5 separate regions of the Homo sapiens genome follow, and all the other regions are linked to region 5. Evidence: chromatin contacts called from ENCODE Hi-C or POLR2A ChIA-PET data. All regions are on one chromosome and are shown on one strand. Each heading gives the region's core, a stretch centred on a gene start or an enhancer-like site at or near the end of the contact. The rest is flanking DNA. Distances are from core to core; before and after follow the strand shown. Region 1 overlaps BCL2L1 (BCL2 like 1). Region 2 has its middle 32 kb from the start of SUN5. Region 3 holds the start of HM13-AS1 (HM13 antisense RNA 1). Region 4 holds the start of BCL2L1 (BCL2 like 1). Region 5 holds the start of ASXL1 (ASXL transcriptional regulator 1).

Region 1 (2,700 bases), core at 101-2,600, 670 kb after region 5:
AATATAGGATATTCTTCTACATGCTTTTTTTTGTTTTTGTTTTTGTTTTTTTTTTTTGAGACGGTCCCACTTTCTCGCCCAGGCTGGAGTGCTATGGTGCGACCTCAGCTCACTGCAACCTCCGCCTCCTGGGTTCAAGCGGTTCTTCTGCCTCAGTCTCCCGAGTAGCTGGACTACAGGCGCACGCCACCACACCTGACTAATTTTTTTTTTTTAAGACCGAGTCTCACTCTGTCGCCCAGGCTGTAGTGCAGTGTGGTGCGATCTTGGCTTACTGCAACCTCTGCCACCCGGGTTAAAGTGATTCTCTTGCCTCAGACTCCCTAGTAGATGGGATTACAGGCACCTGCCACTGCGCCTGGCTAATTTTTGTAGTTTTAGTAGAGATGGGGTTTCACCATCTTGGCCAGGCTGGTCTTGAACTCCTGACCTCGTGATCCACCAGCCTCGGCCTCCCAAAGTGCTGAGATTACAGCTGTGAGCCACGGCGCCCAGCCCTAAGTTTTGTATTATTAGTAGAGATGGGGTTTCACCACATTGGCCAGGCTGGTCTCAAACTCCTGACCTCGTGATCTGCCTGCCTCAGCCTCCCAAAGTGCTGGGATTACAGGCGTGAGCCACTGCGCCCAGCCTGTGCATTCTTTTAAACTTCATTTAGGTATTATGCTGTGTTTATCATCTGCAGTTTCCTTTTTTCATTCAAGGTTGAGATCCATCCATGTTACTTGCATAGCATAATTTGTTCATTTTCGTATCCATTTATATGATCATGTCTCAAGCTGTGTATCCATTCTGCTGTCAGTGGTTATTTGGGTTGTCCCCTTGTTTTTGCTGTTTCAGACAATGCTGTTATGAAAACTGTTTGTGTCTCCTGCACATGCACATGTTCAAGAGTTTCTCCCAGGCAGTGGTTCCCAAACTTTAGCTGCCCATCAGAATCACCTGGAAGGTTTGTTAAACCTCAGATTGCTGGGCTCCACCCCCAAAGTGTTTGATTGTGTATGTCAGGGTTGGGGCCCTCAGAATTTGCACTTCTAACAACTTCTCAGCTGATGCTGCCACTCTTGGTCCTGGGACCTCACTGAGAATCATTGTTGTAGGGTTTACACAGAAGTGGAATTGCTTGATCAGAAGGTAATGGCAGATTGTTTTCCTGTGTTTGTGTGAATTTACACAGCCACCAACAGCATATGGGTTTTCCATTACTTTACCTCTTTGTTAATACTTGATATGGTCAGACTTAAATTTTTATGGAGCTGGTGGGTGTGAGATGGTATCTTGCGGTTTTAATTTGCATTTCTCAGATTACAAGTGGGGCTGTGAATCTTTTCTTACATCTGTTGGCCATTCATGTTTCCTCTTTGTAAAATGTTCAAGTCCTTGCTCCATTTCCTTTTGATTTGACTTTTTCTTATGGGTTTGTAGGCTTTTAAAATGTATTTTGAATACTAATACTTTGTCTATGCATGTTACAAATATAGTCTTTCAGTTCTTCTGCCTCAGCCTCTTGAGTAGCTGGGATTAATTTGTTCGCCGGGCGCCACCACACCCAGCCTGTTTATTTTATTTTATTTTATTTTATTTTATTTTATTTTATTTTATTTTTTATTTTGAGATAGAGTCTCGCTCTGTCGCCCAGGCTGGAGTACAGTGGCACGGTCTTGGCTCATTGCAACCTCCGCCTCCCAGGTTCAAATGATTCTCCTGCCTCAGCCTTTCAAGAAGCTGGAATTACAGGCATGCACTACCACACCCAGCTAATTTTTGTATTTTTAGTAGAGACGGAGTTTCAACATGTTGGCCAGGCTGGTCTCCAACTCCTGACCTCAAGTGAGCCTCCATGCCTGGCCTCCATAGGGTGTTAAAGGCTGTAAATTTGAATTATTTATGACTTAAGTTATACCTAGAGCTTATTGTATATACTGTATTAATATTTCTTTTTTTTTTTTTTTTTTTTTTTTTTTTTTTTTTTTGAGACAGAGTCTCGCCCTGTTGCCCAGGCTGGAGTGCAATGGCATGATCTCGGCTCACTGCAACCTCTGCCTCCCGGGTTCAAGCGATTCTCCTGCCTCAGCCTCCCAAGTTAGCTGGGATTACAGGCATATGTCACCATGCCTGGCTAATTTTTTTTATATTTTTAGTAGAGACGGGGTTTCACCATGTTGGCCAGGCTGGTCTCAAATGCCTGACCTCAGGTGAGCCACCCACCTCGGCCTCCCAAAGTGCTGGGATTACAGGCCTGAGCCACCGTGCCTGGCCTACTGTATTAATATCTCATAATGAACAAAGGTACCCTCTTTGGGAAAAAGTTGGGGCTTTTTTTCCTTTTTTCTTTTTTAACTTTTCAATTGATTCTCAAAGCCAGCATGTGGGAGAGAGTTTATCAAAACAGCCAGGCATCATGGCGCACGCCTGTAATCCCAGCTCCTTGGGAAGCTGAGACATGAGAATTGCTTGAACCCAGGAGACGGAGGTTGCAGTGAGCTGAGATCATGCCATTGCATTCCAGCCTGGGCAACAGAGTGAGACTCTGTCTGCAAAAAAAAAAAAAATACATACTGACCTGTGTGTGGGATTTGCTTCAAAATACTACTGGAGTGAGAGATAGTGGTTGGGGAACAGATGAAATCAGATTGGCACCAAGTTGGTACTTGTTGAAGTTGAATGATGGGTTCGTTTTATTCTGTCTACTTTTGTACA
Region 2 (2,700 bases), core at 98-2,597, 610 kb before region 5:
GCCTTTTGAATAGTGCTTGGTACATAACAAGTGCTCCGTAAATGTTAGTCATTACTACTGCAGAGGCAGGATAGCCTGCTGGTTAGGGATGTAGCTTCCTCCTAACTGTGTGACCTTAGACCAATTACCCGACCTCTCTGAATCCCATGGGTGTGGGGGTTAAATGTAGTCTTGCCTTGCATAAAACAACTACTCAATAAAAAGTTGCTATTTTTCCATGCCAGGCACTGTGATGATCTCATTGAATACTCACAACATCTCATGGGGTAGGTAATATCATTGAACCCATTTTATAGATGAGAAAACTGAGGCTTAGAAAAAAGGGTCTAATACAGGACAGAATTTGAATTCAGATTCAGGCCATCTGGGTCCATGCCCTTAACAGTTATATTACATCACCGGCCTAATATGCTCTGAGCTTTGAAAAACCCGTATCCAAGGTGGTTAGAACTTGTGAACATATTGAGTAAATTGGCACCAAGAGAGGACTTAAAACACATCTCACCTACATCATGCATGAGGACCTGTGGAGCTCAGAGGCCACGATCCATGGCCCCAGCCGAAGTCTAGAAGCCTGAGGTTGCAGCAAGTGTGAGCTCCTGATGAGTGAGGAGTTGGTGGTTGGGCTGTGATTGCTGCATGGAGAATCTAGGAGCCGAAGCGCAGGGCCAGTCCCTCACCACCAACTCCTGCGTGCAGGGAGGGATCTGCGGGGGGACGTTGATCAGGACAAAGAACACAGCCAACAGGAAGGCCTGGAAATGCCCAGGGAGGGCGCATATCCTCGGAGCCGTGGCTGGGCCACTGTCAGAGGACCAAGCTGTGGTGCAATGGCTGTGTTCCTTGACATCAAGTGCAGAGCCACCTGGGGACGGGACATACCGAAGGCACATCAGGCACAGCAGGGGCTTCGGGCCCCCATCCCCCACTCATCTCTAGCCTGAGCCCTGCACCATGGCCCATGAAGACAGGCCATCCAGCCAGGGTGCCCTGGATGGTGTCCGGGATGCCAGGTGGGCACCAGCACTGAGGGCAAGAGTGGGTGGGAAGGGCACAGAGGGACGAGTCACCAGCCCATCCCACACCCAGACCCCCAGGGCCTCTCCTTGGACACCACTTAGCAGGTAAGGCCCAGAAAAAAGCAGGCAGGGTATGCCCCACTCCAGTCACAGCAACAGTCTGGCCAGCCATTCTGGTTTGCCCAGGACTGGGGGGTGCCCAGGATGTGGAACCTTACATTTGAAAACCAGGACAGTTCCAAGCAAACCAGGACAAGCTGGTCACCATCTACAACAGGAAATAGGGGCTCGTGAGACAGGCAGGCTGACTGGTTTCCTGGTTTTGATGTGGTTTAGAGAAAAAGTACAAAAACCCCTTATCAGACTGTAGCTCACCTGACTTCCAGCCAATCAGCAGCCAAAGACCCAGGAAACTATTCACCACGAGTTCCTGCTCTAGGGGGCTAGGGACTTCCCTGGGGCCCCGCATGTGCAGTTAGACTTAAACTTCAACTTACCCTCTTCCTCATTTTAATGCTGCAAATCGTGCCCAAGCACGGAGATTTAAAATGCTGATGTTACATGCAATGTTTGAAAAAGTGTGTTGAGCCACTGTGCAAGTGCTAGAGAAACCCCTCCTCCTATACATGCCCTGGCAAAATCCTTCCCTACAGAAAGTCCCTGGAAATCTGACCCCCACGCTCCCCTGGGGAAACCCTTCCCTATAGAAAGGCCCTGGAAATCTAACCCACACACTCCCCTGGAGGAACCCTGAAACCCCTCTCCATAGAAAGGCCCTAGAAATCTAACCCACACACTCCCCTGGGGAGCAGCCTGCCCTCTTCCTTTCATGTTGCTGACTTCCCTCGTGCACAAGCTAAATAAAGCTCTTTCTCTTTGCTGCTATGTCTGGTGATCGCTCTTGATTTCTATCCTGGCAGATTACAAGGACCCAGGGCGCCGATAACACTAGAACTCTGGGATGCCTGAGAGGAGAGAGAATCAGGATGAGAAGCAGTGCCTGAGAGAGCAGAGAAGTGGAGACGGAGAAAACACAAGGCCAAAGACAGGAGGCAATGAGACTGAAGCAGAAAGAGAATGGATGGAGAAACAGGAAGACAGAGTCACAGCTAGAGACACAGAGATGGGGGAAAGAGAGGCAGGAAGTGGAACAGGACAGGGAGATGGCGTTAATGGTGGAGAGCGTCCTGGTTCTTGGAATCTTGAACAAAGAATTGGACAAAATACACAAACAAAGCAAGGAAGGAGTGAAGGGATTTACTGAAAATCAAAGTACACTCCACAGTGAGGGAGCAGGCCCGAGCGTAGCGGCTCAAGTGCCCCGTTATAGAATTTTTGGGAGTTTAAATACCCTCCAGAGGATTCCACTGGTTACTTGGGGTACACCCTATGTAAATAGAGAGGATGAAGTAAAATTACAAAGTTATTTACTTGGCCTACACCCCACGGAGAGGATATTTCCTGTCCTAGCTGAAGTGGGAATTGGCCTTATGTTCCCTGCCTTCAGACCCTATTTTCCTGCCTCACTGGGGGCACTCCAAAGACCCTGTGGCTGCCTCCCTGTCCCAGCTGAGCCCTCAGCCCCTCACCTCCTGCTCTGGGCCTCCCACCTTGTCTCCCACCCCCATCCCATGCCCACGTTGGTTCACGGTTGAGCACAGAGGCCCCCACCTGCTGGTAC
Region 3 (2,700 bases), core at 85-2,584, 790 kb after region 5:
GCATGGGCGACACAGCGAGACTATGTCTCAAAAAAATAAATAAATAAAATAAAAAAAAAATGCAAAGTGAGCAGGGTGTGGTAGCACGCACCTGTAGTCCTAACTACTCAGGAGGCTGAAGTGGGAGGATGGCTTGAGTGCAGGAGTTCAAGGTTACAGTGAGCTATGACTGCCACACTGCACTCCAGCCTGGACTACAGTGAGAGCCTGTCTCAAAAACCAACAAGCAAAATACCCACCCACACACAGCTTAGTTTACATATATAGCAAAAATCTTCTTCCAAGCCACCTAACTCCTTTGTATATTCCTTGCCCTCAAATTTACTCAAAATAGTATCTCCCTTTTTTTAATATTTTGGAGACTCTTCCATAAATATCTATTGAGAACACACTATGTGTGATTTCCATGTATTTATTTATTTTACTTAATCCTCACAGCCATTATGTAGACGAGGAAAGTGAAGCTCAGAGATGGGAAGTCACTTGCCTGAAGCCGCAGGTTGGTAAACATTAGACTCTAGGTAATTTGATAATTTGTGTCCATTTATGAAGTGCCTGCTGTAGCCAGGCCCTCAGGATTGTCCCAAACCTTTATAGTCACTCTTACAACAAATACTGAGTGCCTTCATGTTTCAGGCAATGGGCCAAGTGTTGGGGCTACGGTGGAGAGGAAAACAAAGGCTTAGCCCATGGTTGAGGGAGGTTCAATTGTTCACCCCATTTTTCAGGTAAGAAAACCAAGGAAGAGAAGGGAAAGAAAGTGTCCTGAGATCACACGGTCACACGAAAATAGCTGAGGCACGGCGCGGTGGCTCACGCCTCTAATCCCAGCACTTTGGGAGGCCGAGGTGGGAAGATTGCTTGAGCCTGAGTTCGAGACCAGCCTGAGCAAGAGTGAGAACCGCCGTTTCAACTAGGGGAAAAAAAAAAAAGCCAGGCGTGGTGGGACACACCTATATTCCCACCTGAGGTGGGAGGATCGCTTGAGCCCAGGAGGTCGAGGTTGCAGTGGGCCGTGATCGCGCCACTGCACTTCAGCCTGGGCGACAGAGTGAAACCCTGCTGCACAAATAAAAGAGAAAAGGGAAAAAGAGCGGAGACAGGCAGCCCCGCTTTACAGGTAGGGAAAGTGAGGCACAGAGAAGTAAAACGACCTACCCAAGGAAACCCATCTAGTAAAGGCAGGGACCGGGATCGCAGGCTCTTGGAGCTCACCAGTCCCCGCCGGGCGGTGCTTGGCCCCTCCTTCCCCTCCGGCGGGCGTGGCCCGGCCGGGCCCGCCCCCTCCCCTGCGCGCGTTCCTGGCAGCCCGGCCGGCGTTTCCTGCCTGCGTCGCTGAGCTGGCGGGCGGGCAGCCCATCTGGCGGCCCCCGCGGGGCGGCGCGGGGAGGCGGCCCAGACTTGCTGGAGCCAGGCGCCGGCCCGGGGGCCCCCCTGCCCGCCTGGAGAACCCAGGTGTGGCCGCGGCGGGGGTGGGGGGTGGTGCTTTCCTTCCCGCTCGCTCGGCCCTTCCTGACGCACCAGGGCAGGATGCAGCCTCCTCCCGTCCTCTCCTCGGCCTCCGCCTCCCGCGCCCTGGCCCGGAATGCTGGAGGGAATCCAAACGCAGGGCGGGGAGGCAGGGGCAGGCCCCTGAGGCCCCGCCCCTGATAGCCATTTGATACCACCGCTAGTCTTGCCCGTGTTTGGGGTGACTCAGCTTCCCTGCTTGTGCAAGAACAGCTGAACTCTGACCTCCTGAATGGCCGACTCTTGCCTTGCTCCTCAGGGACCCCAGACACGATCGTAGGAACCGGAGGTACTACTGCCCTAAGCCATAGCGCTTGACATTATCCATTTATTCAGCAGTTTCAAGTCGCGGCAAGCGGCGTTTGACCACTTCTGTTCCCTGCCCAGTGCTTAACTGGTACCTGGTGCCGGCCTGATGGAGGCTCTGAAGGCTTTCCCTCAGAAAGCTGGACCCGCCCTGGGAAGCAGGTCCTAACCCCCCTTCACAGTCGAGCACAAGACCGCTTCATTCACACTGCAGGAGCCAGCCCTGCTGTCAGACTGACGGTGCCAAACCCCCTTCTCCAATGCTGCCCCCAAAAGGAACCAGGGATCCATTATCCTGATCATGTCAAACGGCACCACGGTGAATACGAGTCTTGGAAGCCAGACACTCTGGGTTCACATGCCCCCTGGGCCCGCCCTTACGGTCTCTGCCTCAGTTTCCCCATCGTAAGAATGATGTAGGTACCTCAAAGTGTTGTTACAACGATTAAGTAAATCTTAAGATACATTTGAAACTTGAACACGGGTTTCAATTGTGCAGGTGCACTTAAACGTGGACTTTTTTTCTACCTCTGCCACCCCTGAGACACCAAGACCAACCCCCTCCTCTTCCTCAACACAGAGACCAGGATGAAGATCTTTATTTATGATGATCCACTTTCACTGAATAATTTTTTTTTTTTTGAGACGGAGTCTCACTCTGTCCCCCAGGCTGGAGTGCGGTGGTGCAATCTTGGCTCACTGCAACCTCCGCCTCTTGGGTTCAAGTGATTCTCCCACCTCAGCCTCCTGAGTAGCTGGGACTACAGTCGCCTGCCACCATGCCAGGCTAATTTTTGTATTTTTAGTAGAGTCGGGGTTTCACCATATTGGCCAGGCTGGTCTCGAACTCCTGACTTTGTGATCCGCCTGCCTCTCTCGGCTTAC
Region 4 (2,700 bases), core at 57-2,556, 640 kb after region 5:
TATATAAACTGACGGACGGATGAAATAGGCTGATTGACTGATGAGTGACTGACTGACTGACTGAATGAATAAATGGAAATGTGATTATAAATGTTGATTTTTTGCGCCTCCCGATTCCCCAGATCTACCGCGAGGGGGCGATCTCTCCCCGGTCCTGATGCCAGTCACTCAAGGCGCGCACTCCCTTTGCGTCTCGGGCTCGCGCGCGTTGCCGCGGCACCGGAAGTGACTGAGCTTGCAAGTTCCCCTGTCTCTTCAGGGGAAACTGAGGCCGGCTTGTTCGGGAGAGACGGCGCGAGCAGTCAGCCAGGTAGGCCGGCAGCCAGGTAGGCCGGCCCGGGTCCGCGGCGCGGAACTCGGCCGCGAAGAGCTCTTGCGTCTGGAAGCTACCGGGCCGATGAAGGGGGATGTGGCCCCCCACGGCTCGCGGGGCTCGCAGGTGAGAGCGCCGCCTCCCCTGTGCGTGACAGCCGTTGCGCCCAATAGGAGCCTTCGCCGTCCCGCTTCCGTGCCGGCTGGGCTCGCTGATTGGCTGCGCTGGGGCGGACCGCCGGGGGCGAGGCCCCTCCTCTCAGGAAGGTCTAGGGGGCGCCCCCGGGGGAGGGCGGTTGCCTAGCAACGGGGCGGTGGCTCGGCGGGTACCCGGCCTAGTGAGCTCGAGAAGCCGCTAGGCCGCAGCCGGCCCACCCTGGGCTCCGGAGAGGTGCAGCCCCCGGCCCCGGAGCCCTCCCGGGGGCGCCAGAAAGCCACTTTGGGCCTGTCCCCAGGAAAACGTGGTCTCAGCTGTGGGGCCGTCGAGCAGGCCTCGACCCCTCTTCCTGACCTGAGGAGAGGCCCAGCGCCTCACCCTCACCCAGTCTTTGTGCAGGGCGCCGGCGGCCATTGTGTCCGGGCGGGGAATGGAGGACCCGGCAATCCCCAACTGCCACGTTCTGGGCCTTTGGGGAATTCAGAGCAAACCAGCGGCATTTGTTGGGGGTCTCCGGCCTTCAACATCACAGACAGGCCTGGGGGTGGCCTTCCCAAAGTCAGATTGCAGATCTGAGGCAGTTTCCCCCTCCCTGCGTCCCTCACTGAAACCTTGAACCCCATTGAGAAGTCCCTTTAGGGTTTCGGACGCCTCCACCTCACCCTGGGCTGGTGCTTAAATAGAAAAAAGAAAAACAAAAACCAACTAAATCCATACCAGCCACCTCCGGGAGAGTACTCCTGGCTCCCAGTAGGAGGCGGAGAGCCAAGGGGCGTGCAAGAGAGAGGGGGCTGGGCTCCCGGGTGGCAGGAGGCCGCGGCTGCGGAGCGGCCGCCCTCGATCCGGGCGATGGAGGAGGAAGCAAGCGAGGGGGCTGGTTCCTGAGCTTCGCAATTCCTGTGTCGCCTTCTGGGCTCCCAGCCTGCCGGGTCGCATGATCCCTCCGGCCGGAGCTGGTTTTTTTGCCAGCCACCGCGAGGCCGGCTGAGTTACCGGCATCCCCGCAGCCACCTCCTCTCCCGACCTGTGATACAAAAGATCTTCCGGGGGCTGCACCTGCCTGCCTTTGCCTAAGGCGGATTTGAATGTAGGTGGTGCGGGGGAGCGGGAGTGGGGCGGGGGGGACTGCCCAGGGAGTGACTTTCCGAGGAAGGCATTTCGGAGAAGACGGGGGTAGAAAAGGCTGGTGGGAGATTCAGAGTCCACTGGTGCTTTCGATTTGACTTAAGTGAAGTATCTTGGAACCTAGACCCAGACCTTCGTAAGACCCACAAAGAAACCAGTTCTGGTACCTGGAGGGGGAATGGAATTTTTAGGGTAAATGGCATGCATATTAATTATTTTTTTTTCCTGAAGCTCTTTCTCTCCCTTCAGAATCTTATCTTGGCTTTGGATCTTAGAAGAGAATCACTAACCAGAGACGAGACTCAGTGAGTGAGCAGGTGTTTTGGACAATGGACTGGTTGAGCCCATCCCTATTATAAAAATGTCTCAGAGCAACCGGGAGCTGGTGGTTGACTTTCTCTCCTACAAGCTTTCCCAGAAAGGATACAGCTGGAGTCAGTTTAGTGATGTGGAAGAGAACAGGACTGAGGCCCCAGAAGGGACTGAATCGGAGATGGAGACCCCCAGTGCCATCAATGGCAACCCATCCTGGCACCTGGCAGACAGCCCCGCGGTGAATGGAGCCACTGGCCACAGCAGCAGTTTGGATGCCCGGGAGGTGATCCCCATGGCAGCAGTAAAGCAAGCGCTGAGGGAGGCAGGCGACGAGTTTGAACTGCGGTACCGGCGGGCATTCAGTGACCTGACATCCCAGCTCCACATCACCCCAGGGACAGCATATCAGAGCTTTGAACAGGTAGTGAATGAACTCTTCCGGGATGGGGTAAACTGGGGTCGCATTGTGGCCTTTTTCTCCTTCGGCGGGGCACTGTGCGTGGAAAGCGTAGACAAGGAGATGCAGGTATTGGTGAGTCGGATCGCAGCTTGGATGGCCACTTACCTGAATGACCACCTAGAGCCTTGGATCCAGGAGAACGGCGGCTGGGTAAGAACCAAGCCCCTTGTGTGTCCCTTTTCTTTGGCCTCTGGTCAGAGATCCCCAACAGCCCTTCTTCTGTATCTCTTTCTGTTGTGTTGGGTGATTGTTGGAGACGTTGATAGTTGAGGAAACCTGACTGGCCTCATTTCACCACAAGAGGTTAACTCCTTGGAAATACAAATGACCC
Region 5 (2,700 bases), core at 140-2,639:
CAAGTTACGCTCTCCCTTGCTAAATCCTCAGTGAACAACGTCTCCCAACAGAGATACTTTGTCTTTGTCCAACATACATTCTTTGCAAAGTGGATTCAGTTCTCCTCAAAATACCAATTTCCAGTCCAGCTTCTGAAGGCAAACAGCCCAGTCTGCGTTTCTCAAAGTGGGGTCCGTGAGCCACTGCGTTTGAATCACCTGGGAAGCTGGTGAAAGCGCAGATTCCCAGGCTCTATCCCAGACCCTGAGGCTCAGCAGGTCTTACGAAGGGCCCTAGGAGTAGCGTTCCTAACCGCCTCCCAGGTGTCGCCCACAGGACACTAAAGTTAGAGAACCGCTGCTCAGGGTTCAAGCTGGGAGTAAGCACTTGCTTCCCTCCACGCACCTGGTTTAGATTGGGAAAGCTCAACATGCCATTGGCGTCCTTGAATGTGGGGTCGCTTTTCCACCCCCGGAGTCAAAGGCACCACCCCATTACCCACCAGGAAGCGAGGGAGGAGCTTCCGACCCTTCCCGGAAACCCAACTCCCCCGGGTGAATGAACGAAGCTGCCCCAGACCCCCAGACGCTGCCAAATAGTGGGGGAGGGGACGCGGGACCCCGCTGCCCAGAGTGGGAGGAGCCGGCCTGCCAGCTCGCCCCTCCGCCGGAATTTAGCTGCGCGGGGCGGGGGGGGCGCGAGGGCGAGCGGAAAAAGGCGCCACATCCCATCCCGGCGGAGCGCTCCCCACCCCTCGCCTTGCGGGGCTGTCCCGTTCTTAAAGGAAGATGGCCCCGCCCCCTCCCGCGGTGGGCAGGGCCTTGCCCCTCCCCCCCCAGTGGGGGGGTGCGCGGCGAGCCCCCCCCACCCCGGGCCCCACGGAGCCCCCCTCGGCTGTCCGCCTCACCAGGCGCGCGGCCTCGGCCCACGTGCGCTCCTTCTTCTTCTTCTGTTTGTCCTTCATCCTTCTCCCCGGCGGCGGCGGCAGCTCCACGCGGGACCTCCGGGCTGGGCGGGCTGGGGCGGTGGCGCGGGGCTGGGGCGGCGGCGGCGGTGGGGGGGGCGCGTGGCAGCGGCGGCGCGCGAGGTCTCGGGTGCGGCCGGGGAGAAGGGGCGGGCACGCGGGGACCGGCTGGCGCGAGAGCGGCGGTGGGGGAGGGGCGGCGGCGGCTCCACGCGCCCGCGCTGCGTCAGTCGCCCACGGCGGCAGCGGCGGCTGCCCCGCGATCGCTAAGGAATGCGGCGGCTCCGCATAACCACGGGGTCAGAGGTCACGGCTCCGGCCTCCGCTTTCCCGCTCTGCTGAGGGACTGAGACAGGACCGACGGCGGGGCGGGAGGGCGAGACGCGGCTTTCCCTTCGGCGCCCGGGTGCGTGCGTGTCTGCCGTGGGTGTGTGTGAGTGTGTGTGAAGAGTGAGGAGGGGGAGTGTGGGGTTTTTTTTTTTTGAACAAAAACAAACCGAAAGGGCGCCTGGGAGTCGTAGTCCCAACGGCCTCTCTGGCCTCCCCCGCTCCGGAAGAATATGGCCGCGTGAAGCGCGTGGACCACACTTCCCGGCGTGCCCGGCGGCCCCCTTCCGCTCTCCCTCTCGCGTCCTCCGCCTAGCACCGACCTCAGCTAGGAACGGGGACGGGTCGCTGTTCGGGGAAGGGGCTGGGTGGAGTCTCGCGAGGTGCGAGAACTGGCTGGGGGCCTGCGGGATTCTGGGAGGCGATGCTGGGAAGGGGCGGTGGCTGGGCTCCCCCGGCCACCCTTAACCCCTTCGGTGCTTTTTGCTTCAGGACCTCCTGGCGGGTGCGGGTGGGGAGTGAGGATGGGGAGCTCGACTCGCAGTTCCCACTTCGTGCTTCTCCTCGCCTAAACGGTTCTTACCTACACTTCTCGTAGGGGACGAGAGGCAGGACTTTCCCTTTTGGTCACCTCTAAATGACTCACTGCCACATAATAATGAGACAAAAAGACCCTCATACCAGTAAAACGGTTATTCCACGGCTGATGGACTTAGACGGTTCTTCATTTCTTCCTGTGCTTTCAGGCCGCTGTGTATTTGCAGAGCCTGCACCAGCAGCCTAGAGCGTTCTTAGGAACTTGGTGATATGTTGACGGGTCGTGTAAAGAACTTGGACTCTGGGGCCATACTGACCAGAATGCACCTGAGGGCGTTTTTAGAGGCAGTACCCTGGAGAGAATTCAGGCCCTGGAGTCCAGCGGACCTAGACTGGAATCTTGGCTGAGTCACTCCCTGGCTGTCCACTCAACCTCTCTGAGCCTCAGTTTTCTGATCTGCATTTGTCTTGTATTTCATGGCATTATTGGAATTAAAATTAACATACAATTCTTGACAGATTGGAAGAGGATGTGAAGGGAGATCTTGACATTATCAGGTCCGTATGATATGGCGCCTGGCATAGAGCAAATGTTTAATAAATGGTAGCTGTTATTACCAGCTGAGAAACAATAGGCAATATACTTAGCCTCTCTGAGCCTTAGTTTTAGAACCTGAAATGAAATTCAGAGCGCCCAGCACATAGGTTTTCTGTAACTATAGGTTCAGTCGTTGTCCAGAAACATTTCTAGAGTCCGTCCGGAGTTGGATTGATGCCAGCTCTTAAAAACTATGAAGGCAGGATCAGTGGCCACATTTAAACGGTTTCCCTGGGTGAGGAAACACACTCTCCACTCCCTAATGTTAACACGTAGCGAGAGCCAGTATTGATA

Evidence for each region. A loop is a pair of places that touch in the nucleus more often than their neighbours do. ChIA-PET counts read pairs that join two places held with the same protein, here RNA polymerase II (POLR2A). Pooled maps may share reads with other maps.
Region 1: a loop to region 5 is called in a pooled map, with 5 times the contacts of the local background. The contact joins the enhancer-like site here to the promoter of ASXL1 in region 5. A Hi-C loop is called at or near these places in 2 of 50 pooled maps. POLR2A ChIA-PET finds 5 or more read pairs at or near these places in 2 of 52 experiments (BJ and HEK293).
Region 2: a map of naive thymus-derived CD4-positive, alpha-beta T cell shows a loop between it and region 5 (17-fold over the local background). The contact joins the enhancer-like site here to the promoter of ASXL1 in region 5. A Hi-C loop is called at or near these places in 1 of 168 maps with a recorded cell type or tissue (naive thymus-derived CD4-positive, alpha-beta T cell), 1 of 37 single-sample maps with no recorded cell type and 9 of 50 pooled maps. POLR2A ChIA-PET finds 5 or more read pairs at or near these places in 1 of 52 experiments (H1).
Region 3: a loop to region 5 is called in a pooled map, with 5 times the contacts of the local background. The contact joins the promoter of HM13-AS1 here to the promoter of ASXL1 in region 5. A Hi-C loop is called at or near these places in 1 of 37 single-sample maps with no recorded cell type and 7 of 50 pooled maps. POLR2A ChIA-PET finds 5 or more read pairs at or near these places in 1 of 52 experiments (H1).
Region 4: a loop to region 5 is called in a map of naive thymus-derived CD4-positive, alpha-beta T cell, with 8 times the contacts of the local background. The contact joins the promoter of BCL2L1 here to the promoter of ASXL1 in region 5. A Hi-C loop is called at or near these places in 1 of 168 maps with a recorded cell type or tissue (naive thymus-derived CD4-positive, alpha-beta T cell), 1 of 37 single-sample maps with no recorded cell type and 12 of 50 pooled maps. POLR2A ChIA-PET finds 5 or more read pairs at or near these places in 2 of 52 experiments (Caco-2 and OCI-LY7).

The regions. Positions count from the first base shown.
Region 1 is chr20:31,690,426-31,693,125 of GRCh38, reverse strand. The region is part of intron 2 of BCL2L1 (BCL2 like 1); the gene reads left to right. All of the region lies in intron 3 of BCL2L1-AS1 (BCL2L1 antisense RNA 1), which reads right to left. Among named protein-coding and RNA genes, the nearest start is that of BCL2L1-AS1, 17 kb to the right of the region's middle. Within about 2 kb of position 1,350, at least 2 of the 41 ENCODE cell types and tissues checked have a DNase peak (open chromatin) inside an H3K27ac peak, as active enhancers do.
Region 2 is chr20:32,971,103-32,973,802 of GRCh38, reverse strand. No RefSeq gene overlaps it. Among named protein-coding and RNA genes, the nearest start is that of SUN5, 32 kb to the left of the region's middle. RefSeq lists enhancers at 1,083-1,212, 738-1,246, 1,247-1,754, 2,398-2,700. Within about 2 kb of position 1,347, at least 10 of the 41 ENCODE cell types and tissues checked have a DNase peak (open chromatin) inside an H3K27ac peak, as active enhancers do.
Region 3 is chr20:31,571,897-31,574,596 of GRCh38, reverse strand. It overlaps HM13-AS1 (HM13 antisense RNA 1), which reads left to right and starts at 1,334. Exons shown (of 3, transcript NR_046853.2): 1 at 1,334-1,455; 2 at 1,674-1,798. LOC107985416 (a long non-coding RNA gene) reads right to left here and starts at 1,587. Exons shown (of 3, transcript XR_005647051.2): 1 at 1,159-1,587. RefSeq lists a silencer at 1,055-1,634 and an enhancer at 1,436-1,977.
Region 4 is chr20:31,721,474-31,724,173 of GRCh38, reverse strand. BCL2L1 (BCL2 like 1) reads left to right here and starts at 1,306. Exons shown (of 3, transcript NM_138578.3): 1 at 1,306-1,556; 2 at 1,826-2,519. The coding sequence starts at 1,956. RefSeq lists enhancers at 208-407, 177-931, 938-997, 932-1,687 and silencers at 438-887, 1,094-1,388, 1,288-1,397, 1,448-1,567.
Region 5 is chr20:32,357,020-32,359,719 of GRCh38, reverse strand. ASXL1 (ASXL transcriptional regulator 1) reads right to left here and starts at 1,389. Exons shown (of 13, transcript NM_015338.6): 1 at 888-1,389. The coding sequence starts at 944. RefSeq lists silencers at 690-849, 1,090-1,139.